Regions from separate parts of the Mus musculus genome. Here all the other regions are linked to region 1. Evidence: chromatin loops called from intact Hi-C (ENCODE). Cell type or tissue: gastrocnemius. All regions are shown on one strand. Region 1 overlaps Ext2 (exostosin glycosyltransferase 2). Region 2 holds the start of Gm39883 (a long non-coding RNA gene). Region 3 holds the start of Mir7001 (microRNA 7001). Region 4 overlaps Alx4 (aristaless-like homeobox 4). Region 5 has its middle 13 kb from the start of Cd82.

Region 1 (5,000 bases):
AGAGCAGGCTATCTGGATGAAGTCAGGCAGTCCCCCAGCTGTGGCATGAGAGGATGGAGAGCTACCTGCTTCCTAAGTGTGTCCTCAGCCTGCCCTGCTGTTTGTCCACCTTTGCTCTGCTCAGCCCTCCGGGGTACCCCGCCTCCCACTGCTTTACAGCATCCAGGGATTTAGGAGAAGGAAAACGGCTGCACCTGGTCCCACCTTTTGTACTTTGGTGTTGTATTAGTAATTTTTCATTCACTCTGACAAATACTGGAGATAATTACATTACAAAGAGGAAAGGCTTGATTGGGCTTATAGTTCCGCAGAGTCTGGCCTATGGCTAGGTGGACTTGTTGCTGGGTAGAGGGATGTCAGGTCACAGTGGAGTACAGAGCTGAGCAGAGTGTTTCACTTCTCGTACAGCGTGAAGAGAGGAGAGAAAGAGCTAGAGCCCCGCGATGTCCTTCAAGGGTGCATCCCCGGGACCTGAGCAACCCCCTCCCTTCCTGAAAGCTTTAAGCCCTGCCCCCATACTGCAGTCAGGGGTCAGGCCTTTAACACAGGCTTCAAGCGATAGTGCCACTAAGTATCTTCTCACACAGTGATTGGCCTGGGTCTCCTGAGTGGAATACCAGCCTGCACCCTTAGATCAGGCTCTGCTTCCTGTGGGCCCTGGAAAGCCCTTCTGAAGAGCTTCGTGCCATCCCAGTAGAGAACAGATTGCAGGTTCCTGATGCTGGTAGCTTCTCACAGCCCACTTGTGCTTGCTGGGATGTTCTGGGCTTCCTGTTACTACTTGCTGTTGATCTCATCGGAGCTTTGTGAATCCGAGAATCTGTCTGGAGATTGTCAGGTCTCCACCGTAAACCCATAGCACTGGGGAAAACCTGCCCCTGAAGAACCTGGGTGTTTGGTTCTTTTTGTCTCTTTTAATAATTATTTATTTTTAATTTCTAGATAGAATCTCACTCTATGCCAGACTGGCCTTGGCCTCATAGAGATCCACCCACTTCTGCCTCCAGTGTGCTGGGGTGGAAAGCATTGCCTCCACACCCTAGCTGATGGTATCTTCGTTTACTAGGTTAATTATAGAATCATCCACTAAATAAAATTGCACCTCACGTAAGATTCTTCTATGGGAATGTTAGGAAGAAGCTAGGCCTGGGGAGGTGAGCCGTTCTGTCTAGTCTCCCCTCTGCCCTGCCAGCCCCATGCTGAGAGGCATCACTTATGTTCTGGAACAGAGCGCCCCCTGACAGCCCACAGTGTGGTGCAGTTGCTCGGCAGGATCAGGGTGGGAGCTGCCTGCCTGGGACAAGCCTGGCTTCCAGTAGGTTGTCACTGGTGGGCATGGCATCACTGGGACAGCTGAGATGACCTGAAGGAAGGGGAAGGGCACAGAAAGCACGCTGCTCCTTGGTTATTGAGTTTGAGCACTGCGCTGAGCCATGGCTCCATCGTGCTAACTGTGTGACCATCCCCGCACGGAGCGGCCTAAGCTTTCCTTTTATCATCTATGGAATGAAGGCTTAGCTGAGTCACCTGCATGTTCTAGACAGCCATTTAACTCCGTGGAAGGCTTGTCTCTGGCAGGAGCAGTACCCTCCCAGCCAGCCCTGATATTTAAGAGGTCATCTCTGAGTACCTCAAGTCACAAGGGCCCTGACTTCTGCTGGTGGGCCCTCCCCTCACATCAGCTCTGGGACTCCTCTGCCTGCTCTCTCACCCCTCCCCTGCTTCCCAGAGTTCATTTAGCTGGGACTGTTCCCCAACTGTCCCAGGTGCTCTAGGGTAACATCAGCCTGTCTGCCTTTCCTCAGGGCTCGTGTTCCCCAAGTGGCCTCTTTTGTCTCCTCCCTCCCCCAACCCCATTTCTGAGCTGGACTGGTCCCAGGTAACAAGCTTGGCTTAATTTCCCAGTTCCATATAAAGGCTGACAAAACTGAGCTCTGGCTACACACCAGTCGCACCTGCGCCTCCTGCCCCTCCTGCAAGCGGTAAAGCTTCCAGCATCCCTCGTCATTGCCCTAAGTTCTCCTTAGTGAGAACGTCAGCTTTAGTTGAGATCCACTAGTTCCACTGATAATATGTCACCTCTCAGTTTGGAGAGTATTAGTGTCATGTCACTATAAAGATGTCCTGGAGCTTAGAAAGAAGGTTTGGAGGCTCACGTCTAATGTCTGTCAGCTCACTGGTTTGGTCTCCCATGTTAATGGTAGGGACATGTGATGGGGTAAGTGGTCATGAGAGAGCAAGATGGGGGGGGGGTGTTGAGCCCCACAGCATCCTTTCAGGGCACGCCCTCTCTGAGTACCCCTTGCACTTCACCCCTTAAAGGCCACAGTGCTCTCCACTGCCACCATCTGAGGACCAAGCCTTTACATTTGGGTCTTTGGGAGACTCACCAAGGTGTACACTGCTCTGTAACTGCACACGCTGCCTTCGCCTTCTGTGTATACCTGTCAGTTGAGCGTCACCCTGGCTTCCTTCTGTGTACACCTGTCAGTTGAGTGTCACCTTGGCTGCCTTCTGTGTACACCTGTCAGTTGAGCGTCACCCTGGCTTCCTTCTGTGTACACCTGTCAGTTGAGTGTCACCTTGGCTGCCTTCTGTGTACACCTGTCAGTTGAGCGGCACCTTGGCTGCCTTCTGTGTACACCTGTCAGTTGAGCGGCACCTTGGCTGCCTTCTGTGTACACCTGTCAGTTGAGTGTCACCTTGGCTGCCTTCTGTGTACACCTGTCAGTTGAGCGTCACCTTGACTGCCTTCTGTGTACACCTGTCAGTTGAGCGGCACCTTGGCTGCCTTCTGTGTACACCTGTCAGTTGAGCGTCACCTTGACTGCAGTGTTAAAGCTGCTCATACATCTCAGTGGCTCCTCCCCAGGAGCAGGAGCGCAGCTTCAGGTCCCTTTGTAATCTAGGCATGTGCTTTGTGGAGAAAACAGTCACTGGGCCTCCTACCTCCCTGCCAGGTGAGAGGTCAGCATTAACTGACACCAGGGCCTGACATTATCCTGAGAGAATTAGAGCAAGAGCTTAACAAGATGCAGGAACAGTTATCGCCAGCAGGGGTCTCCCTCTACTTTTAAGTGACTAATTTTCCTGCCAGGGATTTAAGTCTGTGAGAAATCCCCAATGCCAGGAACTGCTTGCTTCTCAAGGGACAGAGTCCTCACTGCTGTTCTCTAGAGACCATTTTGTTCAAGTGACAGTGCAGGCATTTGCGCTACATGGGACAGCACCCATCACACACACACACACACACACACACACACACACACACGCATGCATTCACGCACTCACTGAGGGGGAGGTGGATTAAAACTAACTGAATATAAATATAAAAGAAAGGCTATGATCTGAGTGTTGTATAGTCATTATCATCGGAACCGTTACTGTTGGCATAAAGGAGAGGGCTATGGAGCGGCTATACCTACGGACAGAGCTCCTGCCCTAACTGAGCCAAAGCTATGAGGAAGCCAATTGTTATGAAGAAGACCATAACAGAGAGAAGCCCCACGGCAGATAATTCTGAAAAATCCCCGAGAGCAATGTGAACAACACAGCACTGGGAAGTCTAGCTGTGACCTGCGTGGCTTCAGGAGAGATGTTGAAAGCAATCTCTTCAGTTAGTGGATGGGAGCTGGCTCTCACTTGAACTTTATTGTACCCTGTGCTAATTAACTAGTTAATTGATTTATTGAAGCCCTAATTGTTTTTTTTGGGGGGGGTTATGGGCCATAGTAAGGCTTTGTGCCTAGTTACAAGGGCAAAAGTCATCTTGGGGTGCAGTTTACCCACAGAGCTGGTTGGGAAGATGGTGTTCAAGTTCTAGAATACACTAAGCTCAAACAGACTCAGGAGCAGTTGCCAGGCAGGTTGGCTGGGAGGCAGCCTTCCCAGTAGGTCTTAAAGATGAGCTTTGTTATGTTAAAGGCAGGAGGAAGTTTGCAGCTAAGTGTCTCTCTACAGTCAAATGGCACTTTCATATCCCAGCCTCCCTGGAGTCACCAGAGAAAGCATGCAGTCTCCTGTCTCCGAAGGCTGGGGAGACGCTGGACTGGCTGCTTAGAAATGTTTATGTGAAGGGGGAAAGGTGTAAGTGGACCCCTGATTTATCTGTCGAGCAGAGTTCCCAATACTGTTTTATTGCTCAGTGGCTCCACAAGCGGTGACCTCTAACCCTAGCAACACTAGGAGGTGGAAGTCAGGAGCCTGCCTCGCCTTTGAACTCGCCTTTGTACTCAGCTGACCAGAGGCCTTCGAGGCGGCAGGGCTTGACCATCTTGTCTTCTCTCAGGTCGCCAGCACTCAGGAAAACCGAAGCAGCGAGTCTCTGCTCTGTTGCATCTCACTGTAGTTTGTGGTTGCCTAGGAGATATGCCACATCTGTATGCAGCAGGGGAGCCTTGGGGATGGTGGCATCTGAGTAGGGGATGGACAGGCCACTGCTTAGCAAGTAAGCCCAAGGGTGCAGCACCCAGACAGAGCTGTGCCCGTCTGTGCCTGTGCCCACATGCTTCATGTGTGGGCGAGCAACTCGAGGGTGCTCTAGTTTGCCTCATTTATACAGAATCTCCATGCATTGAATTCCAGGATTTGGTTTCCATAGCCACTGCTGTTTTGATGCCCCAACCTTGAAGGGAGGGCAGTGTCACACCAATTATTTGAGTCTGAGATGGGTCAGAACTCTCAGCAGAGCAGCCAGAGCCAGAAGTGTTGTAGGCTTCCTTCCCTGCAGGGGTCTGCACAGATGGTGCAGTTCTTCAGGACACAGTGCCTTTGTTTTGTTTTTCATGGCCTGCATTCCCGGTCTCAGTATCAACGAATATACCATCTCTCCAAAGCTGTTATTAGTGGGAACCTCAATCCTTAAATTAAAGTTTAATCTGGTAAACATATATAATTAAAAAATATATTGGTTCATTTTTGTCTTAACAGTGTTTTCTGTTTGGTCTATATTTCTTTTTTGTTCGTTTGTTTAGATTTACTTATTTTTATTTTGTGCATGG
Region 2 (5,000 bases), 67 kb after region 1:
AAAAACAAACAAAAGAAGAGTAGTGCTCTGGGGGCTGATAGACCTGTGGGATACTCACAAAGTATTTAACAGTGCAGTTCACTGGAGTTTCAGTGGGAGAAAAATGAGTAAAAGTATCTGAGGAAATAAAAGCTGACTGGAGGCCCTGCAGGCCGCAGCAGGAGCTGAAGACTTCTACAGTTTATATTCATATCAATTACACAAGCTCAATGCATCATAGCAGTATTCCTGTGTTCAAGTGATTCTCAGAAAACAACATGCGAAAAATGTGTTCATCTGCACAAGCACACAGAGAGGGGAAGGCGCATTCAGATGCTGAACTCTGCTTCTGTAGCTTGGGACAGGCGTCATTGGCGATGATGGCTCTTCCTCCCCTCTTGCCTCGCTCACTTCATCCCCAAGCAGGGCCTCACTGGTGGTCTTGCTTTCCCTTTCCCTGATGCGTCCAGTACCAGTCAGACTTGCTCAGCTGTCTGGTCTCTGTTTTGATAGATTATGTAAATGTACAGTAGCTTCTAGAATATGGGATAATGCATCCCTTTTATTCTTGATATGGGTCATTTCTTTTCTTTTCTCTTCGACATCTCTCTTCTCTTCCCACAGGGTCTTGAGCTGTAGCCTTAGTTGTCCTCAGGCTCATGATCCTGCAGCCTCTGCCTCCTGACTGCTGGATTGCAGGTATGCTCGGGTCAGCTTAGATCTGCTGTCGCGGTTCAGAGATTTCGCTTGGTTTTTTTGGGCTTTCTTACGTTTTCTTTTGCTCTAATCACCACTCTGCATTAGTAAATTTGAAACACTGGGGTTTTTTTTCCCATTTTTTTTTTTTTTTACTTTATAGCATAGATCATTGCTTTTAATATTGATATTATGTGTGTATGTGTATATATACATATATATGTGTGTATATATGTATGTATTTCCTCTGAAATTTCTCTTTGATCACTATGTCAGGTGTATTCTGAAGTTTTTTTTCATGGTGTATATCTGTGTGTGAGTGAGTGTGTGTGTGTGTGTGTGTGTGTGTGTGTGTGTGTGTGTGTGTGTAAAGAGTAACATCTGGAACAACCATGTGACACACAGATCAGCAACACATTAACTAGATGTTGAGGGAAGGGTGCCCAGGTTATGTTATTAGAGACAACAGACTAAGGTCACCCAGGGCCTGCTTTGTTCACATTTCTGACAGTGCTCAGGTGTTGCATGCAGGCCTAGGCCCCAGAGTTGTACTGTTTTCCCAAGTGACTGGGCACGCTAAGGCAATTTACACCAAAGAGCAGGAAGACTTGATTGACATAGACCACTGTGAAGGAACCTTCACACCATGCTTATGGGTTGTAGGGCAGAGACTCCAGGCCAGCTCATAGAACACACACTTCCCAAAGACACAAGAAAGATTCACAGGAGGTGAGTGATGGACGCAGCCTCCCTGGATTATTAGCTTGGAAACTCAGTGTGAACTCTGCAGTTTGTTTCCATGAGGAAGTTTGTAGAGCCCTGTGGTGCTCAGCCTGGCCTTTACTGAAACTTAGCAGGACTAGGTAATACAAAATACAGACGAGGCTGCTCACACCAGGTATCACCAAGCCTGGCCTCATAGCTGATCAGGTGACAGGCTCAGATCTCTGTATGTCATATGTTATCTTTTCTAGTTGTGCTCAGAAGAAACATACTGAGAATGTGAAGGGACCTTAGAGACCACCCTGTTCCTCCATGCTTTGCTGCCAACGGCCTGGAGAGCTACAGAGAGGTCAGGTTTACGCCTTTAAGACAGACTACATCACACTGTGGTATAGAGGACTAAGGTCTGGAGCATGAGGCTGGGCCAGTTCTCCTTGCAGCCCTGTGACCTGAGTGCACAGACATTTGGATCCAGTGCTAGAGGTAATCATTTCCTTGGAAGACGCATGGGCTGTTTGCCTGTCTCAGTGGGTCACTCTCCCTCTTGGAAGGCAAAGGACCCTGGGAAACTTTCCCATCCCTCTCCAGCCCTGCAGCCAGGAGCTAGGAATGATCATCTCTGGCCCTGCGTGTTTCTGACTTGTTTGACAAGCTCTAGTGAGCTACCAGATGGGAGATTCTTTTCAGCCTGGGATAATTTATTTATCTGTTTATGTATTTCACTGGGAAAGTATCAATTCAGTTCTTGATACTCATTTGCGAGTGACTCCTCAGGGAACAGTAGCAGTGTATAATGTTACTTGGATGTTTGATATTTTTCCCCCATGCCCCGTCTGCTTTTATTTCAGACACTAAAAAGCATGGAGACAAAAAGCAACGTATTCCCCCCACCCCAACCGTCTCTAAGAGACAGTTTAAAACATGTGGTTGAAAATGAGCCGTGGAGACTTGGCTGAGTGTACAGACCTGTGGATTTATTTTTCCTTTCATACTTTGATCCACATTTCCAACCATAAAAAATTATTAGTGGCACTTAAGTGTCAGACATTTCTCACCTGAGAGGTGAAATGCTCTTGGCTGATGATGTTGGCTGTAAATATAGAGTTAGGGCTTCATGCGGGAGCAGGAAGGAACAGAGCGGCTATGTGCTGTCAGGCACGGCTGCCGATGCTCAGCGTCCATAGGTGGCAGAGGCTGCTCAACCCTCTCGATGCTAATAAATTGTGAGAACTTATTTGCATTAGTTTTTTCATAGCTGCCCAAGGTAACGGTAACTATATATTTTCAAAAGGTCATGGAAGACAGCAAACCGTCATGGCTTGTCCCGTCCTTTTCTCATAGCTCCTTCCCCACTCGTCTTCCTGATGTAGGAGTCATCTAGAGGAAGGCTCCAAAGTGAGAGTGAGTGTGGGCCTTGGGGTGGGCTAAGCAGCTTTGTTAACAGTGGACATTAGGTAGCTAGGCAGTTAGAGGGTCAGCAGAGGGAGGGAGGGATGGACAGACTCTGAGGCTAATTGAAGCATCTCCTGGGAGGTGTGTGTTAAAAGAAGTTGATCCCGGGATAAATTTGTGGTGACAGAGACTGGAGACAGGAAAACAAGTGAGACCCAGGTGGTGAAAGTCTGGAGGCTGAGTGTTGGAATGATCGGAGAGCCCAGGAGAGCAGGCCCACTGGCCCAGAGCGTGGGTTTAATGAATGATGGGGGAGTTGACTAATTGAATTCATCAGAGGTGCTATGACAATGACATTTATATTTAAACAAAATTAGTAAACTACATCCAGCTCTATGTGCACCCAGAGACAAAAGGACAGAGGATACAATCTGCAGTTCTGAGTAGTTGGTTTCTCTCCTCTCACTATAATGGCTACAGAAGGAAACAGCCCGCTGAAAATTAGATTCCATTGTCAGGACCTTCAAAAGTGAAGCAAAAATGCAAAAGATAAATTTGATCTCCCTATACTGGCGCTCATCTACCCAGAGCTTTGAGCTGTCCAAGAAGGTCTGGGAGCAAAGGAGTGCCAAGTGAGTCTTGTGTGGTCTGCTGCCTCCTGATTTGGAAGTAACTGCTTACCTTCCTAGGAATCCCAAACTTAGTCTGGAGTCATGTCCAGCCAAGCTTGTTGGAGATCCAGGAGACACTATAAAAAGACTTTTCTTTATGGTATATCCTACTGGGGGCTGTGGGCAGGCTCAGCCTTTGAGTTACCCAGGGTAAAATTCAGCTTTTATATAGCCCAGACAAACGGAGGGATCCATGAAGGAATTGAAGTAGAGGTCATTTCTTGTCAGCTGAAAGTGACAGTCACCATCAGAAAACGGAGTGGCTGTGGTGACCCACGGATACCCTGTCCCATGCTCATAGCAGTGAGTTAAACAAGTTAGACAGAACAATGAAGCTGCTAGCAGTCTGTGGAAGTCATGAGGCTGCTAACACTCCTTATGGAGGAGTGGGGAGTCACAAGATGCTCCCCTGAGATTGAGGTCGCTACTCCCAGTCCTAGCTGCCATGACCTTAGGTAGGTACTAGAGGAGTATGCAGGAGGTGGGAGGTTGACTGGGTGGGTGGGGCTTTTCAGCACCACAGCTGTTAGTTGTCTGTGCTCTAGTAAGTAACCCCATCACCTCCCCAAGACGGCCTGGACAGAGGTTTCTTTGGTCTGTCAGCCAAATAGTTGAGCTAGAACACTCAGGTAAGTAGACTTTTTTTTTTCCTGTCTCCCCAAGGAACTCACACAAGGCATGCACCACAGTGGTTGAATAGTCTGGGTACTGGAGACATCACAGCTTTGGTCAGGATCAGCATCTCAGGTTTCCAGGCCTTGGCTCTTGGCTACCTCAGATTCCGGAGCTTTTTTGGGTCTGGCCAGTGGTGCCTGGCTGGATTGAGAACTGTCTCCAGTTATCACCTTGTTGGTGGTAGACCATTGAAACAGCCCACGTGGCTCCTTTTCCTGAGTTTGGACATGGCATCAACACCCGTATTGTAAAGGACATCTGTCTGCCTGTTTGAATATGTCTGTCACCTCTGATTGTTACTTTTCTTAGAGTTGCTCTCACCATACTCTTGTCTTCAGCAGACAGAATGGCCCAATGGTACCCATGAGGGACCTCACTTCCCCAGGCAGACATGGGATGACAGTGGTCAGACGCAGGATCAGACCTGTTCACCCTGTCCAGCTTGCATTGATTTACACCTGCATGAGACAGGAGGGAAAGTCACTCACTCGCTTGTGCTGCCAGGGTCTGTGGGCACTGCTGAAAGAACATCCAGAGACAAACCAGAAGCCGAGGAGGTGCTGAGAGACACTGTGGTGTGGCCTGACCTCGCCAAGCCCTTCTGAATCACCCAGGCCCCACTGGAGAAAAAGTCAAACAAAAATATAAAATATTAAGGGAAGGAAATGGAAAATATATGCTGAACAGTGAAAAAGCACCCAGGTGGGAGTTATAGTGAAGTGGCACTGTCTTCCCACTGATCAGATGAAAGCAAGTTCAGAATGTGTTTACATAAATACATAAATGAAGCATCATTGGAGGGCTCTCCCTGTCCCAGGGAGGAAGGCCCATGCTTGTACTGCAGGTCTCCCTGTCCAAGGTGTC
Region 3 (5,000 bases), 370 kb after region 1:
CTCGGTAGGGGCTTTCTGTGAAAGTCAGCCACTGCTGAGCTGTAGATTGGAAAGATCTGGAAGCTGTAGAATTCTACGATTTCTTTTCTTTGCTTTATCTTTTCTTGGTTTTTGTTGGCTTGGGTGTTTTGGGTTTGTTTTTCAGTCAGGGTCTCGTGATGCCTAGATAGTCAAAGATGACATTGAACTTTTCACCCTCCTCCACCTGCTGAGTTGAGAGGTACTGGATTGCAGGTGTGTGCCACCATGCCTAGTGTATGCAGTGCTAGAGACTGACCCCAAGTTGACCTGGGGAAGTTCTGTACCAACTGAGCCACACCCTAGCCTATGAGGATTCTTTTTTTTAAAATATTTTTTATTACATATTTTCCTCAATTACATTTCCAATGCTATCCCAAAAGTCCCCCATACCCTCCCCCCACTTCCCTACCCACCCATTCCCATTTTTTTGGCCCTGGCGTTCCCCTGTACTGGGGCATATAAAGTTTGTGTGTCCACTGGGCCTCTCTTTCCAGTGATGGCCGACTAGGCCATCTTTTGATACATATGAAGCTGGAGTCCAGAGCTCCAGGGTACTGGTTAGTTCATAATGTTGTTCCACCTATAGGGTTGCAGATCCCTTTAGCTCCTTGGGTACTTTCTCTAGCTCCTCCATTGGGAGCCCTGTGATCCATCCATTAGCTGACTGTGAGCATCCACTTCTGTGTTTGCCAGGCACTGGCATAGTCTCACAAGAGTCAGCTATATCTGGGTCCTTTCAGCAAAATCGTGCTAGTGTATGCAATGGTGTCAGCGTTTGGAAGCTGATTATGGGGTGGATCCCTGGATATGGCAGTCTCTAGATGGTCCATCCTTTCGTCACAGCTCCAAACTTTTTCTCTGTAACTACTTTCATGGGTGTTTTGTTCCCAATTCTAAGAAGGGGCATAGTGCATGAGGATTCTTGAACGATGCTAGGAGCTTTACCCAGGCCTGAGAGGTCTGGGCTGTTTCCCCAGGCCGAGCAGGCCAGTAGTTAGGAGCCCAGATTGTTGGCCCAGCTGGAGGAGGTAGGCATCCTGGGTGCCACTCAAGGCTCCCTTGGGAGGCTGGGGAAGAGCATCCTGAACCTGGAGAACATGGTTATGTCGGGAAGAGAGGCAAGTATGTGGCCTTCCTGTACACAGTGATCTTTCTGATTCTCTCATGGGTAAGCAGGAGATGGCAGCCTGCTTGTCTGGGCTGTGTGTTAGAGGGAGGTCAGCAGGAACTAAGTGCCTTGGAGGCCACATTCCCACCTTTGTGGGTTTCACCTCGTTCTGGAGCTAGCTGCAGATCTTTCCCCTCCTCACAGCTGGCTGTTGGTGAGAAGCTAGGAGGCCATGGCCTCTTTTCTCTGAAGCCCTCAGATAGCACAGGATTTAGGATTCCCTAGCTGGTGGGGACTACTACTACTAGTCGGGATATGGACTGTGAAGTCCCAGGGAGGGCAGCCATGGAGGGGCCCCACAGATCTTCACCCTGCCCCCTCTAGCAGTTGTGAGGACCTCAGCCTCATGTGGTGCCACTGGCTGTAGGGAAGGCCAGCTTGGTCACATGGCTGAGGCTCTGGCTGAGGCTTAGGAGGTCTTCTGGTTGGGGTTCCTGGGCTGCTTGCCTGCAGTCTCAGGGCTTTCCTGAGAGACTGCAGACAATTCCACAAAAGTAAGAAATTGAACATGCTGTGCCTCTTACTTTCACTGTCCCCCAGCCCCTGTGACGACTAACCATGGGGCAAGTGGGTTTATTTTCTGTACCCACACCTAGCTGCCCCCAGCCGACACCCACACCCCAGCTGGGAAAAGTTGCCCTAAGCCCAAATAGAGGATGAGCTGTGACACCATCATTTAGCCCTGGACAAGGATGGCCAGGGAAAGGCGGCAGAGGGGTAGGAAAAACACTGTTCTGTAGAGCCTGTCTGAGGAGATGCAGTTTGCTAGGGGAGCTTGCCATGTTCACATCGGGGGACAGCATTCTGAGCAGCAGGGGCAGCACAGAGGCAGCACGAGGCCTTGTGTAATGGAGCACAGCACAGAAGAGCAGGGAACCAGGGAACCAGGGCTGGGGAGGCCTGGGCAAACGGCGTGGGACTTTGTAAATTCTGAGAGGACATTGAAGGGCATTGATATGTCTCTGGAAAGTTGTGGGAGGCCACGGGAGGCCTTTCAGTGTCAAAAGGGAAAAATGCCTGCCGAAGGGTAGGCCATGGCTGACAGGGTTGGCGCTGAGCAAATGGGCACTAGGGATCACCAGGACAGTGGATGTTCTGCAGCCATGAGCGTGTCCTGGGATTGCTGTGGTGGAGGAGGCAGGGTGTGAGCGTGAGCATCCCAGAGGCCCAGGTTCAAGTCCAGCCCTGACGCTCACACTCCCTCTGCAGCTGAAGAAGGAGATGGGGAACACAGTGATGGACATCATTCGCAACTACACTGCCAATGCCACCAGTAGCCGCGAGGAGGCCTGGGACTACGTGCAGGCGCAGGTGAGGATGAGTCTGAGTGACAGTGACGTGGTGTGTTACTCTTGGAGAAAGGACACAAGTGCTCTTGGCCCCTAAGCACAGTCTTGGAGACGGCTCCTGGGCTCACAGCGCTGCCTCTTCTTTGTTGACCCTGGAAAGGTTGTCCCTTCCTGGTGTCACAGAACAAGTGAGGCCTGCCTGTCCGCTCACTGGGGGCAGAGCTGGTGGTACCTACCCTTCTGCCTTTCTGTCAGAGCTCTTGCCCGCTGGGGAATAGCCTAGAGCTCAGCTTCCCTTCACTCGCTTGGAGCGCCCCCTTCTGGCTGTTGCAGATGAGAGCTTGGGCACAGGAGATGGCTTATCCTCCCTCCCACCTGGGATTTGATTTCCAAGGAATCCACGGAGAACAGTGTTAGCTTCCATCCCAGAAAGCCTTGCCCTCTGGATAGAGCATTTTGTCTTTGGAAACAATGGAATTGATCTTGTCTCTTTTCTCACGTTAGTGACCAGGAAGCTCTGCCCCAGATCTCAGGTGCCTGTGTTTAACACTGGCAGGTAGCCTTGGACTTGACTGGTCTGTCACTGGGCTCTCTGGAAGCATGTGGCACATTGTCTGCCTCACCCCTCACTCAATTAGGGACCTTAGTTCCTAGTCTTCATTTGTGGAAAGCTCAGATCAGCTTGAAATGGCAGAACTGGGGTTTGAACCCATGACCCGAGAGCCCCATGTTCAACCTTTGCCACCTGACTGACAGCCTTGCACACATTCCACTTGTGCTGACTGGTGTTTCACTTGAACTCGCCTCCTCCGCTCTATGCATATGCTAACGGCTTCTGATTCTGGCTCTCCACTGTGTTGGTAGTTTGTACTGTTTCTTGGAGGCCTCTTGAAGTCCCTCTTGAAGTCTCTTCTGATACACAGCACTGAAGTTCAGCCCTTGGGTGCTATGCATCTCCAGCACCCCGGGAGCGGGACACAGCTACCACCCCAGGAGGCACAGAAGTGGCCAGTCTGAGTTTCCACCTGGAGATGGGCTGCTTAGGATGGGCTGAGTGGCCGATCAAGCAACCTGTCGTGTCGCCACTGCGCAGGTCAAGTGCTGTGGCTGGGTCAGCCACTACAACTGGACAGAGAACGAGGAGCTCATGGGCTTTACCAAGACCACTTACCCATGCTCCTGCGAGAAGATCAAGGAAGAGGACAACCAGCTCATTGTGAAGAAAGGATTCTGTGAGGCTGATAACAGCACTGTGAGCGAAAACAACCCTGAGGATTGGCCTGTGAACACTGAGGTATGTGTGGAGCTGGCAGTCAGGGGCTGGGCTCTGCCACTCTGAGAGGGACAGGTGTCCCAGCTCCTGGAGGTGCCCGGGGCCGTCACTCAGCCTCCTTCCCTTGTTAGTCCCCTCCTCCCCATCTGCTCACACCATAGTCTACAGGTGCCATGAGGGGCCTGCTCACGAGCCGGTCCTGGGCAGGCCTGCTGCAGCTGTGTGCAGAGGCTGACATGAGTCTTTCCACAGGGCTGCATGGAGAAGGCGCAGGCGTGGCTTCAGGAGAACTTCGGCATCCTTCTGGGCGTGTGTGCTGGTGTTGCTGTCATTGAGGTCTGTCCCTCTCTCCCATGCAGCCGTGCCCTGGGTTCTGTCTCGAATACCTCCCCCGCCCCCGCGCCCTTGCATTGCTGCTTCCTGTGAACTGAGTGGTCCATGTGCTTCTAGAGCTGCCCTGACCCCAGCCCATCTGGCTGTGTGACGTCAGATTGGGTACTGTCCCTCTCTGGGCCTCCTTCAGCAGCCTGCCTGTCTGCCTCAGGGTGGTTGTGACTGGGACCCAGTATGGAGCTGCAGGGCAGGGTCCTGGGACCCGGGCGGGCCTTCCTGACTTTGCTCTGTCCTTCACAGCTGCTGGGGTTGTTCCTGTCCATATGTTTGTGCCGGTACATTCATTCTGAAGACTACAGCAAGGTCCCCAAGTACTGAGGTTGCTGATGTCCCCACCGTCCTATTTCTCCACCCTCAGCCTCCCATGGGGCCTCTCTAGCTTTTTCTCACATGGGCCCTGCTCCATCCACCACTGAGGCCTCTGGCCCATCCTGGAAAGGTTGCATTGGGAACTTTCTGGGCCTGGGCCCTTCTCCCTGTCCTTCTGCCACCAATATGGGGCCCTGGCTATCCTGTGGCCTTTCTTCCTACTGCCTGGGATATTTTAACAGCTCGAAATGGCTCCCAGTATTACTGTACACAGGATAGCTGTGTCTCCACCCTGAAGTCATATTGTATTGTATTAAAAACCAGGGAGGGTGGGTGTAGCACCCGTAGCTGCCCAGGGAAAGGCCACAGGAAAGGTTGGTGGGGTTTTCCCCACTGTCACACTTTCTTCATAGGTTTTCCATGTTTCTGTGGGAGACAGGGTAGGCAATTCTTCCACACACTTGGAGCACTCCCCCCTCCCCAAGCTCAGTTCAGCAGGGAACTGAACTGAGGGGCCTCCTGGGGGACTGGCCCAGGTAGCCTCTGG
Region 4 (5,000 bases), 130 kb after region 1:
CACTTGGGAAAGATAAGAATGGAGGCGCAGAGGGCAGATGGTTGGCTACCAAGGGCCAGTGGGGCTAGGGGAGAAGGTTTGTCCACAAAGAGATCTCATTGATATGAGGCTGTTCTCGAACTATATGATTTCACCTTTGTGATGGGGTCAATGGGTATATAAATCTGTATGGGAACGCATTAAAGACTTTACAAATTTACACCGAACTTCATTTCACACGATGTTATTTTATGGTGTGAAAAAATCTAATTAAAGAGAAAATATAAAATGGGATTGAACACCATACAACGTTCGAAGACCTTCATCCCAAAGTCCCACTTCCAGGGTCTTATCCTAGAGAAGCAAATAGCAATGGACCTAAGGAGTGAATGAGAGACCAAGTTCATCAGGCCCTCGTCTACTGGAGGTTAATCAAAACAGTCAGCATAAAGGGTATTCTTCCCATACGCATATCCTGTGTAGCATCTTTGCTAGGATTTAACATGAATTATTGTGCGTTTAGCTGCTGGATTATCTCCCTTTATTCCTATTGTCCCCTCCCCATTAGAAAGCAGGGGTCTTTCTTCTGTCCATCATTTAGTATTGCACTAGGAACATATTAATCACTCAGTAAACACCTGATGAATGAATGAACGAACCCCATTATAGAACAGGGCTTTGGCAAATGGCAAGACATGCCTTTCTATGAAGTTTTGGGTTGAAAATAAGCATGGGGTGATTGTCTTTGGAAAAGGCTGGGAACTTTCCAGAAGCAGAAATGAGAGGATGTGGGCTAACTTTCTCCTGTTGTTGGCCCGTTTTGTCCTGGCTGGGTTGAAATATTTGTTCTTTGGGATAAGCTGTGATCTGAATCAGAGACTGGAAATCCCAGGGAAACCTGTGTGGACAGGGAGCTGACACTGTGCTGTGGGGTTATGGGAAATGAGAGGCCTGGACGGAGTGGGATGGGAGAGGACAGCTTCAGAGAAAAGCTCCCATCGTGGTGGGGATGGCACTGTCATGGTAGGGTGATGCTGACCTTCCAACTGGGCTCTAATGGGCTCCAAGCCAAGGCCTCTATGACTGCTGGCTGACTGCCAATGCTCAAGCCCAGTCCAGATTTCCTCATAAGACTTGGTCTGTAGGCTTCTGTCCTTGAGTACAGCCAGAGGTGTCTAAGACACAGGCACCCATCATGCCACACCCCACGGCAGAGGCTCCCTCCAGCTCCCAGAGGCCTCATCCAGATGCTTCACACAGGGTGGGATACCCCTTGGAACTGTGCATACCAGCAGTGAACGTATTTAATATGAGAGCACCCTGAGTCCAGTCCCCAGCACTCACGCAAGGAGCCAGGCACTGTGGCACAGGCCTCTGATCTCAGCTCTGGGAAGGTGGAGGCAGGAGGAGCTCTGAGGTTTGCTGGCCAGACAGCCTAGCCAATGAGTGATCTCCAAGTTCAGTGAGAGATATTGTCTCTCAAGAAATACGGTGGAGGAGAATAACTAAAGATTACACTCCCTTGATTAACAACCTCTGCTTTCCATGTGACTGTGTACCAGTGCGCTCTCTCTCTCTCTCTCTCTCTCTCTCTCTCTCTCTCGCGTGTGTGTGTGTGTGTGTGTGTGTGTGTGTGTGTGTGTGAGATTTCTGTGGATTTCTGTCCTTACCTTATTCTGGGTTCTCTATGGCTGGACTCCCTATCTCAGCACACACTGCCTGTGGGGTCTCGTTGCCTCGTGGAGGTAGAAGAGACCTTTTGAGAAGGACCTCAAAGAAACCAGCCATAAAGCAGGTATGAAGTACCAAGGGTGGCCCTAAACAAACTTCTGGGCTAACAACTGATGTTTCCTCAGATCTACAACTCTCAGTGAACCCATGACACTAGAAGTACAAAAGGCACATGGAGGGACCAGTCCTGTGGGCAACCAACACCTGGGAGAGGTCCCAGGCAGCTGCTCACCCTCAGTGCTGGTTCTGTGTCACGATTGTAGGTCCAACTCCCAAAGGCCAAGAGCAAGGCTGCAGTTTCACACACTTACCACTAAGAGGCACTGTAGTTCCAATAAAGTATTTCTGGGCCTGAGGCAAAGCAGAGGGGAGCGGGGCACCCCTTAAAGTGATTTGAAGAAGTTCCTGGTAGGATCTATCAGTTCAGCAGGTATTCAGCCCTACTGTGTACCTGCTACGATGCCATATCTGGGAAGGGCACAGGGATGGACAAGGCAGGTCTCAGTACCTTCTGGAAGAATGCTTGCCTCTATCTTATAGTTCAATACACCAGTCTCAAAACACCCCAAGGGGCAAAACGAGGCACCAGACAGAAACCTGTTTAATATCAACAGCATCTGAATGAAAGGCCTGAGGTCTGGACTTTTATTTTTGCTTTTCCCTGGACGTTGTCTTCCTCTCTGCAGGACCCTAAGTATCCCTTGGGTTCTGGCTATATTGCCACACAGTAGGTACGCAGGAAATATCAGACTCACTTGTAAATGACTGTCTTATGACAGAACAGTTCAGTACACTGCCTTGTCTTGATGGTGGATTGCCTTACGGCTTGGAACTGTCGCCCCTGGCCTGTGAGATCCTTCTGGGGATGCTTAATAGAGGCAGGAGCCACAGTCCCACCTGATGTGGATATTCTCCGGGCTCTTCTCATGGGGGAGGCTCTTTCCTGGTTTAGAAGAGTGGGATCTCGGAGTCAAAGAAGGAAGAGGAAGTAACGCAGAGCATTGTGGAGAACAGGGAATATGCTTTGTAGTCTACATGGTCTTTGGGACCTGCTATGGTGACACCCTCTTTATAGACACCAAGTAAAAACACCCCACTCCACAACTTCAGAAACTGAGACAGAGAGGGCAATGGCTTGTTTAAAAAGTGGCCTGACCTGTGATGCTTCCACTGCATCCTGCTGGGCAGGTGTCTTAGTGGAACAGATGCCCGGTGGGACAGGACCAGACATTCAGGGACCAGGCCCAGGAAGACAGGAAACAGAATGGGAAGTGCAGGAGGCCAGCCCCTCTCGGCTGCCTCATGAAGGACCCATCACGCCCACCTCCGTGCTGGCACTGAGTAGGCTGCCCTGTGCGTGAGACCAGTGTCACCAACTTCAGGGACTTCAAGAATAGGCCTGTGACTTCTTTCATAACTGCACATCAAAGTACTTAGAAGTAAAGAGGCAGACAGGCAGCTTAATCAGCTCATGGAAAAATAACAACATACCCTGTGTACCTGCCAGCCAATCAGCACTTGCCTACTGATTTATATAAGACCTAGACGATGGAGGACGACTTAGCTGGCGTGGCAAAGCTGCCATGTGTGGGGAATCAGCAGAGAGGCATCTGGGCTTTCCCACCACATTTAGTAGCTTTTCCCTAAGTCTGAACCCTTAGCAAAATGGAATGTTTTTATAGAGAAATTATATATAAGGACCAGTAGGAAGCTGGCCTTATCCAGGATCCCACTACAGATCACATTCTATACTGCTTAGCACGGGGCCTGGGCTGGAGAGCCCCCTCCCCCGACATAGCATCCTCAGCCTCCAATGTCCTGTCCCCATGTCCCCCGCAGATGGCCAGCTCCAGAGCAAACCTCGTGCAGCTCTTTGTGAATCCATCTCTCCCAGCCCTTCAGGGGCCACACATAAAACCTTCCTTTCCTTCAGCAGTGACATTTAGGCCTGTAGCAAAGTCTGTGGGCAAAGGACAGGCTTCTGTTGCAGCTGAGAGTTTAAAAAGACTCTGGATCAATCAGAGTTTCCATTTTCTGGGCTAGAAAGATGTCACCGTAGGTACAGGTGCTTGCTGCCAGGTCTAATGACCCAAGTTCAATTCTCTGGTCCTGTACAGTGAAAGGAGAGAAAAGCAACTTCCACACATCGTATTTGTGCACACATACATATACAGGCCCATAGCCTGATAGAAGGCACAGACAGGTAACAAGTGCCATCTAGTTGTCACAGGAGATTCCAGCTAAGTGAACATTGCTTTGTGTCCACAAAAAGAAGGGCTGGCTGCTTCAGGTTGAAAAGATCAAGGAGATATTTGAACTTAGAACTAAAAATCCAACCAGGACTCAAACTAGCCTATTAGCCGCTTATCTGAAGAGACTGGCGATGTCCTAGCTTCGGCCAATGAGGGCCTAGCCCAGGCCTTAAAATCCAAGTTCTGTGTGCCACTTTGTGTGGCAGAGTACAGTGAAAGGTGGGACTTGAACTCGTGTCTTTCTGCTTCTAGCCCTGTGGTTGGTCTTCTCACTGCTTCTTTTGATTCCCATAAACTGTGTGGCTTTGAGTATGTCCCCAAATACTAGTAACTTGATAACCCAGATCCTGTGTTTACTCTCACAACAAAAGAAAGCCTGTATCCCTGATCCACAGCTCCCTCTGGAATACTGTGGCTAGATGGAGCAGCTTAAATCCTGTGCAACATGAAGGAATGAGAGGGGTCTGGGGTAGGACAGGCCCAGGTTCATCCCTAATTCTCCATTCTTTGTTCCTTCCCCCACCCACTCACTCACCTAGCATTTCTGGGGTACTTTAACAAGCCGGCAAAATTCCAGATGGTGGGAATGGAAAATATCAAATATTCATCTCAAGAAGGAAGGCTGATGGGAGGTACAGGCTGGGAGAATGAGAAGGGCAAGTCACCTGACCTAGGTGACAGAAAGGATGGCCGGGGCAGCCTTGGTCTATGTGGTAGGGATGCTGAAGCTGCCATTCACTGAAGAGGCCAGCTTGAAGCTCTGTCTAGCAAGCCTAGCCTCATCATACTAGGGATATTGACTATCCTCACCTGAAAAATGGCAGAGGAGAGAAAGATGCTCCCAGACTATCCATCCCTCTACTCCGCCTTGCTCCCAGGCCATTCCTCCACTCAGCCTCCAAGGGCATCTTTGGGGAAGCAACAGTTGTGTGCCTTCCTTCCCTTGCTTGTGGGGTGAGGCTAAGCAATCTACATCCCAGAAGGTTGGGAAATGGAAAGGAGGCAGAAAGCATGGATCATAACCCTCGGCACCAGAAA
Region 5 (5,000 bases), 310 kb after region 1:
ACTCCAGGCAGTGCAAGGGCCCTGGGGCTGCCACCAACCTGGTTCATGTGAGACACAGAGGAAGTCCAGAGCTCCTGGGCTGTGGTCAGTAAGGAGAGAGGAGGAGTTGCCAATGGGGTGAAGGGAGCAGTCCCAGCCCAGGTGAACAGGGTCAACCTAGGCCAGAAAGCCTATAGGTAGAACAGAACTGTGTCTCAACCCTCAGCAGATGTTCCAGATGCTCAAGAGAACTGGGCAGGTGTCTGGGCTGGAGACGTGCAGAGGATGGAGCGATGGAACGTGAGGCGTGATTGCCTGCATTCTTGTGGATGGGTTGTCAGGGAGTCTGGTGCCTCAATGGTGTAGTTAAATCTTAATTTTCTGAGGTCAGGCCTGGTGGTGCAACCACAAAACAAAACAAACAAAAAGAAGTGACCAAGCTGGAGTGGTGCAATTCCCAATGTGACCGCCAGGTGGCAGAACCCCAGCAGCTGTCCTAGCTCCAGGCAGCCTTGGCTCAGTGCTGGGTTCCGACAGCCTACATGAGTGACGGTCCCTGGTCAGCCTGGTAGCACTGACCACCAGGAAGTGAGGACTGATCTATTAAGATGGATCCCTGGAACTTTCGTTATCTTTGGACTTTTAGATTTTACCATGTGCGTATCTGTCCGTGTGTTAGTCAGGATCTGGCTGTGTAGAGCAGACTGGCCTCAAACCTGACTCAGTTTCTCAAGTGTGCCTTACAGGTGTCTACCACCACACCCAATATCTGCTTTGGTTTCACCACCGGCTAGTAGCATGACCTTAAACCTACTTAAGTTTCCTCATGCCCCAATGTCCCCATCCACATACAACCTTATAGGGTTGGTGGATAGACTTTAAAAAGCTGACACCCTGAGTGTATAGATTGGGCTCTCAGTTATCACAAGGTCTTATTGCCTCTCAACAGGAAAAGGAATCTAAGCCAGGGAAACACAGCAGAGAAAGAGCAAGGCACAACCAGAGCCAGCACGGGAGGTGGAGGTCACCCGTGCCCAGCCCTGATCTGGACACTGCAGCACACAGGAGTGATCCTGGCTGAAGACCACTCACCTCCTGGAGCTGGAAGGATGGCTGAGGAGGGCGGGGCAGATAGAGGTGGGGACTATGGTATCACACCGAGAATAGCAGAGGAGCCAGACCCGGGAGTCGATATCAGATAGAGGAGCCTGGGGTTCCAGAAAAAGAAGTGTCTGTTTCTTCCTTTGGGGACGCTTGAAAGAACAACAGAATCTATCGATGACACATAAGGCACTGGGCACTCATGCATGCTATCTCGATAAAGAGTCAGGGGTCTCAGGGGAAAGGGGTCTGAAGGTCAAAGAGGAAGCCGCTTTCTCTAGGCCATACTGCTGAAAGCTGACAGCAGCAGATGTAGACCTTCTGAGGCTTCCAGCTCCTTCTCCAAGGGATGAGGACCTAGGAAGAGTGTGTGGGAGCAGTGCTGACCAGCACAGGCGGCGATGACCTCAGGGGCTTGGCTTCACTTCTCTTCTGGAATCCGGACATTGGGCGAGGTCCCAGCTTGCGTGTCCTGGGAGCTACGGAGGCCTGGCCCAGAGTTAATTACCAGTGGGAGGACAGTTTGAGAGTGGTGACTTTGGGGTTCAGGCTAGTGTCCCTTCACAGACATCTGGTCCACTCTCAGGAGACTAGGGAGTGGCTCTGAGTTGGGTGGAGGTTGACTATAGATGGGCGGACAGCCTAAGGATCTGGGACCAGCCCATTGGCTCCTGTCACCCATATTGCCCATCTGTGATGGGGATGGACAAAGCTTACAGAATCCTCTTGGAATCCCTTCCAAGGTCAGAGGGATGGGAGTGTGTGTGTGTGTGTGTGTGTGTGTGTGTGTGTGTGTGTAAGGGGAGGCTGGGGTATATAAGGACAGTAGAGATTTGGGGTCAACAAGACTTGCATTTGGTCAGGACCCAGAGCAGCAGCCCAGCTCAGCAGCTGTTGGACAGGCTATGGACCACATCCAGGAGGGCTTCACTGAGACAGGGGTCTTTGTCCCCCACCCAGGACAGACTTCGCGTTATCTACTTCCATTTCCAGCTCCTATGTACAATGGGGGAGGCAGTAGAGGATATGGCTATAGGTCATCCTGCAGATGACCTTTTCCCATTCCACATTGAGGGGACTTACCTAGGTTGTAGCAGTGTCATAGAGCTGGGGGTGGGGGTGGGGTGGGGTGTGGGTGCTTTCCTGGGTTGTACAGCTAAGAAGGCTCAGGAACAGAGGTGAGAGAGGTTCAGGGGCCCATACCCTTTATCCCTGTAGCTCTGGGTGCCTCTTGAGAAGCCGGACTTGGTGCTGGGGTGGGGTTCCACCAGCAGAGTGCTTGCCTGCCATGCACACAGTAAGTCCTGGCTCCATCCCCAGCACCACAGAAACCTGGGAGACTCTAATCACTTGAGAGATGGAAGCAGGATTAGAGAAGTTCAAGGTGCAAGGCTAGGGGTAGCTGGAGGTGAGGGTGGGCTGAGAGAGAGAGGTGGGAGGGTTAGGAAGGAGGGGGAGATATCCCGAGGGCATCTTCTCTAAGAATTGGCACTGCCTTGAATGCCCAACAGTCCTGGTCTCTACTTTCTAGATGCAAGTTTGAAGAGTTTCCCATCTCCTTTCCTTTCCTCCAAGAGAGACAGAATCTGTGAAGCAGGGATCTCTGTCAAGGCCCCGGGCTTTCCTAGCAATTGGTGTCAACTCAAAACAGACTAGGAACTGAGAAGCTGAACCAAACTCCATGGACTCTCAGGCCTAAAGCCAGGCAGCTCACCTACTTCCTGTCCCAGAGTGATGGAGACTCAACTGAGGCTCAGATACCTGAATGGACTGTGCTGGTATCAGAAAAGCCCCTGTGTGACTGGCTGCCCCTGTGTGGAGCCCTCCGCAGCTCTATCGCAAAGTTCTGGTGCAGAGCTGGCAATAATCCCAGCACGGTCTCTGCAGCCTGGATCGCGTGTGTTTTATAAGGGCTTGGGCGCCACCTCGTGGTGGCATATGAGCATAACATGGTTTTGTGGGCTGCCGGAAAGATGCTAGGCCCGCCCTCCGTTCCTCCCTCCCTCTCCCTTAACCTCAGTCCCTTCGGGATAAATAGACTATGAAGTGCAAAGGCTTAAGGGCTGAAGAGAATTGGTTCAGAGACACAGTGGAGTTTATATTTGGCCTTGAAGAGATCATCACGCTGTGCAAATTTCAGATTCAGAAAAGCAAGCACCACTGATTTTCTCTCATATGTGAAATAAAGCTTTGAAAACAGGCTGAGCGTGGGGGTGCACACCTTTAATCCCAGCACTCGAGAGGCAGAGGCAGGCTGATCTCTGTGAGTTTGTGGCCCGCCGGGTCTATACAGCCAGTTCCAGGACAGCCAGGGCTCCATAATGAAATCCCACCTTAATTAAAACAACAACAAACAAACAAACAAAATCCACAAAACACAGGAGGCTATCTTGAAAGACAAAAGGAACCTGTGAGAGGAGGGACGAGGGCGGCAAATGACCCAAGAACGTCATAAGCACCTGCCGCTTGCGTTTCTTCATCGGCTTGATGAGAAACGTAATCTGGACAGGACTATGAGAGTGCTTCCAGAACGGCTTAACTGAGGAAGGAAGCCCCTCTCTGGCCGTGGATGGCACCAATCCCACAGACAGGTTCCCCAGGTATAGGGTACACAACAACCCCGAGAGAGCGCCTGACACCTGCGCCTCCATGCTGTGCCCTCAAACTGTGAGCCAAAGTGAAGTCTTCCTCAAGATGCCAGTGCCGGGGACTTCGTCACCACGATGAGGACAGTGGTGGTACTTCTTGTCTGAAAATGTTACGACAAAAGCATATTTTAAGCAGACAACATACGCCAATTAGAAGTGCCAACATTCCCCACACCCTTGCTGTTGGTCCTTGGGAGTGAGTACCCACTACCCACGAGAGGGTGATTCACAGCAGCGACTGGTCCCGACTGAGCCAAGTGCCTGCTCCGTGAGTTTGGTCAGTTCTCTCGCATGGCTGCTGAGCTCCAGCGCAGATGGGGATGATGGGCCAGAGGGTGGGTGCCTGGCCAGCATGGCAGGTGCTGTGGCTGACTAAAATGAGAACAGAAAGAGGGACTTGCTGGCAAGGGCGCCCATGAGGGAAACAGGCGGTGAGTAAACAGAGACATGTCTGGACATACCTACCCAAGAACAGCTGGAAGGAAGTAATAAAGCGTCATCTAGAAAAACAAAAGAAATAAGGATCTGGAAAAGCAATGGAAGAGCTCAAATCAATGCTACCAAACAAATAAACAAACAACAAAACCAAAACCCCAAAACAAAAACAAAATAACCCACCATACCTCCATCTTCTGAATGTCCGGTCCCACCCAGCAACTGAATCCTAGCCACCATCATTGCTATGACCTCAGTCATCTCTATCACCTTAATCACCACCATCCCCACCATCATACCATCCTAGTCATCTTATTCCCCACCATGACCACCACATCCACCACTACCACCTATCACCGTGATCTTCCACACCACCATCACCATCACTCCATCACTACCATCACCCATATCACCATCATCTCCATCACCACCAGCATCTCCACCATCCTAATCCTCTCAGTCATCATCACCTTCCCCACCACCATCACCATCATCTCTGTCACCACTGTCATCTCCTCCGCTGACATATTGCCCTCACCGCCATGATCATTATCACCTCCATCACCACCCTTGCCAGCATCATCCATCACCACCATCTTCCTCATCATCCCCATCACCACAATCATCACCTCTACCACTGCCATACCGATGTGCCATTGACATCCTCATCAGCATCATCTCCATCTATCACCTCCATCCTCATCATTTCCATCAACGCCATCACCAGCTGACACTATGCATCAATACCATCATCACATGGTGGCCCCTAGTCTCTCACAGACACACCACCATTCATTACCCATTGCCATATCACCGTGAACACAGCAGTCACCACCA

Evidence for each region. Peaks named below come from ENCODE experiments on the same cell type or tissue, not always from the same donor. Only the 100,000 strongest peaks of a DNase experiment are listed, where the experiment ranks them.
Region 2: it touches region 1 in a loop (2.1-fold over the local background); 3 of 42 quality-filtered maps call a loop at or near these places.
Region 3: a loop joins it to region 1, with 2.6 times the contacts of the local background. A loop is called at or near these places in 6 of 42 quality-filtered maps.
Region 4: a loop joins it to region 1, with 5 times the contacts of the local background. A loop is called at or near these places in 15 of 42 quality-filtered maps.
Region 5: it touches region 1 in a loop (12-fold over the local background); 26 of 42 quality-filtered maps call a loop at or near these places.

The regions. Positions count from the first base shown.
Region 1 is chr2:93,784,498-93,789,497 of GRCm38, reverse strand. All of the region lies in intron 7 of Ext2 (exostosin glycosyltransferase 2), which reads left to right. Among named protein-coding and RNA genes, the nearest start is that of Ext2, 36 kb to the left of the region's middle. In gastrocnemius, CTCF peaks have their summits at 1,253 and 3,044 (motif pointing right); DNase peaks (open chromatin) are centred at 3,051 and 4,711; H3K27ac peaks cover 494 bases.
Region 2 is chr2:93,717,286-93,722,285 of GRCm38, reverse strand. All of the region lies in intron 10 of Ext2 (exostosin glycosyltransferase 2), which reads left to right. Gm39883 (a long non-coding RNA gene) reads left to right here and starts at 845. Exons shown (of 2, transcript XR_866564.2): 1 at 845-1,881; 2 at 2,690-3,331. In gastrocnemius, no CTCF peak of the experiment used is centred here; a DNase peak (open chromatin) is centred at 1,933; H3K27ac peaks cover 2,761 bases.
Region 3 is chr2:93,419,327-93,424,326 of GRCm38, reverse strand. It overlaps Cd82 (CD82 antigen), which reads left to right. Exons shown (of 10, transcript NM_007656.5): 7 at 2,399-2,500; 8 at 3,572-3,772; 9 at 4,004-4,087; 10 at 4,385-5,000. The coding sequence ends at 4,462. It overlaps Mir7001 (microRNA 7001), which reads left to right and starts at 2,320; the gene lies at 2,320-2,398. In gastrocnemius, a CTCF peak has its summit at 2,807 (motif pointing left); a DNase peak (open chromatin) is centred at 2,784.
Region 4 is chr2:93,656,232-93,661,231 of GRCm38, reverse strand. All of the region lies in intron 1 of Alx4 (aristaless-like homeobox 4), which reads right to left. Among named protein-coding and RNA genes, the nearest start is that of Alx4, 16 kb to the right of the region's middle. In gastrocnemius, a CTCF peak has its summit at 2,019; DNase peaks (open chromatin) are centred at 1,057 and 2,003.
Region 5 is chr2:93,473,202-93,478,201 of GRCm38, reverse strand. No RefSeq gene overlaps it. Among named protein-coding and RNA genes, the nearest start is that of Cd82, 13 kb to the right of the region's middle. In gastrocnemius, CTCF peaks have their summits at 444 (motif pointing right) and 3,011 (motif pointing left); DNase peaks (open chromatin) are centred at 2,984, 3,317, 3,730, 4,042 and 3 more places.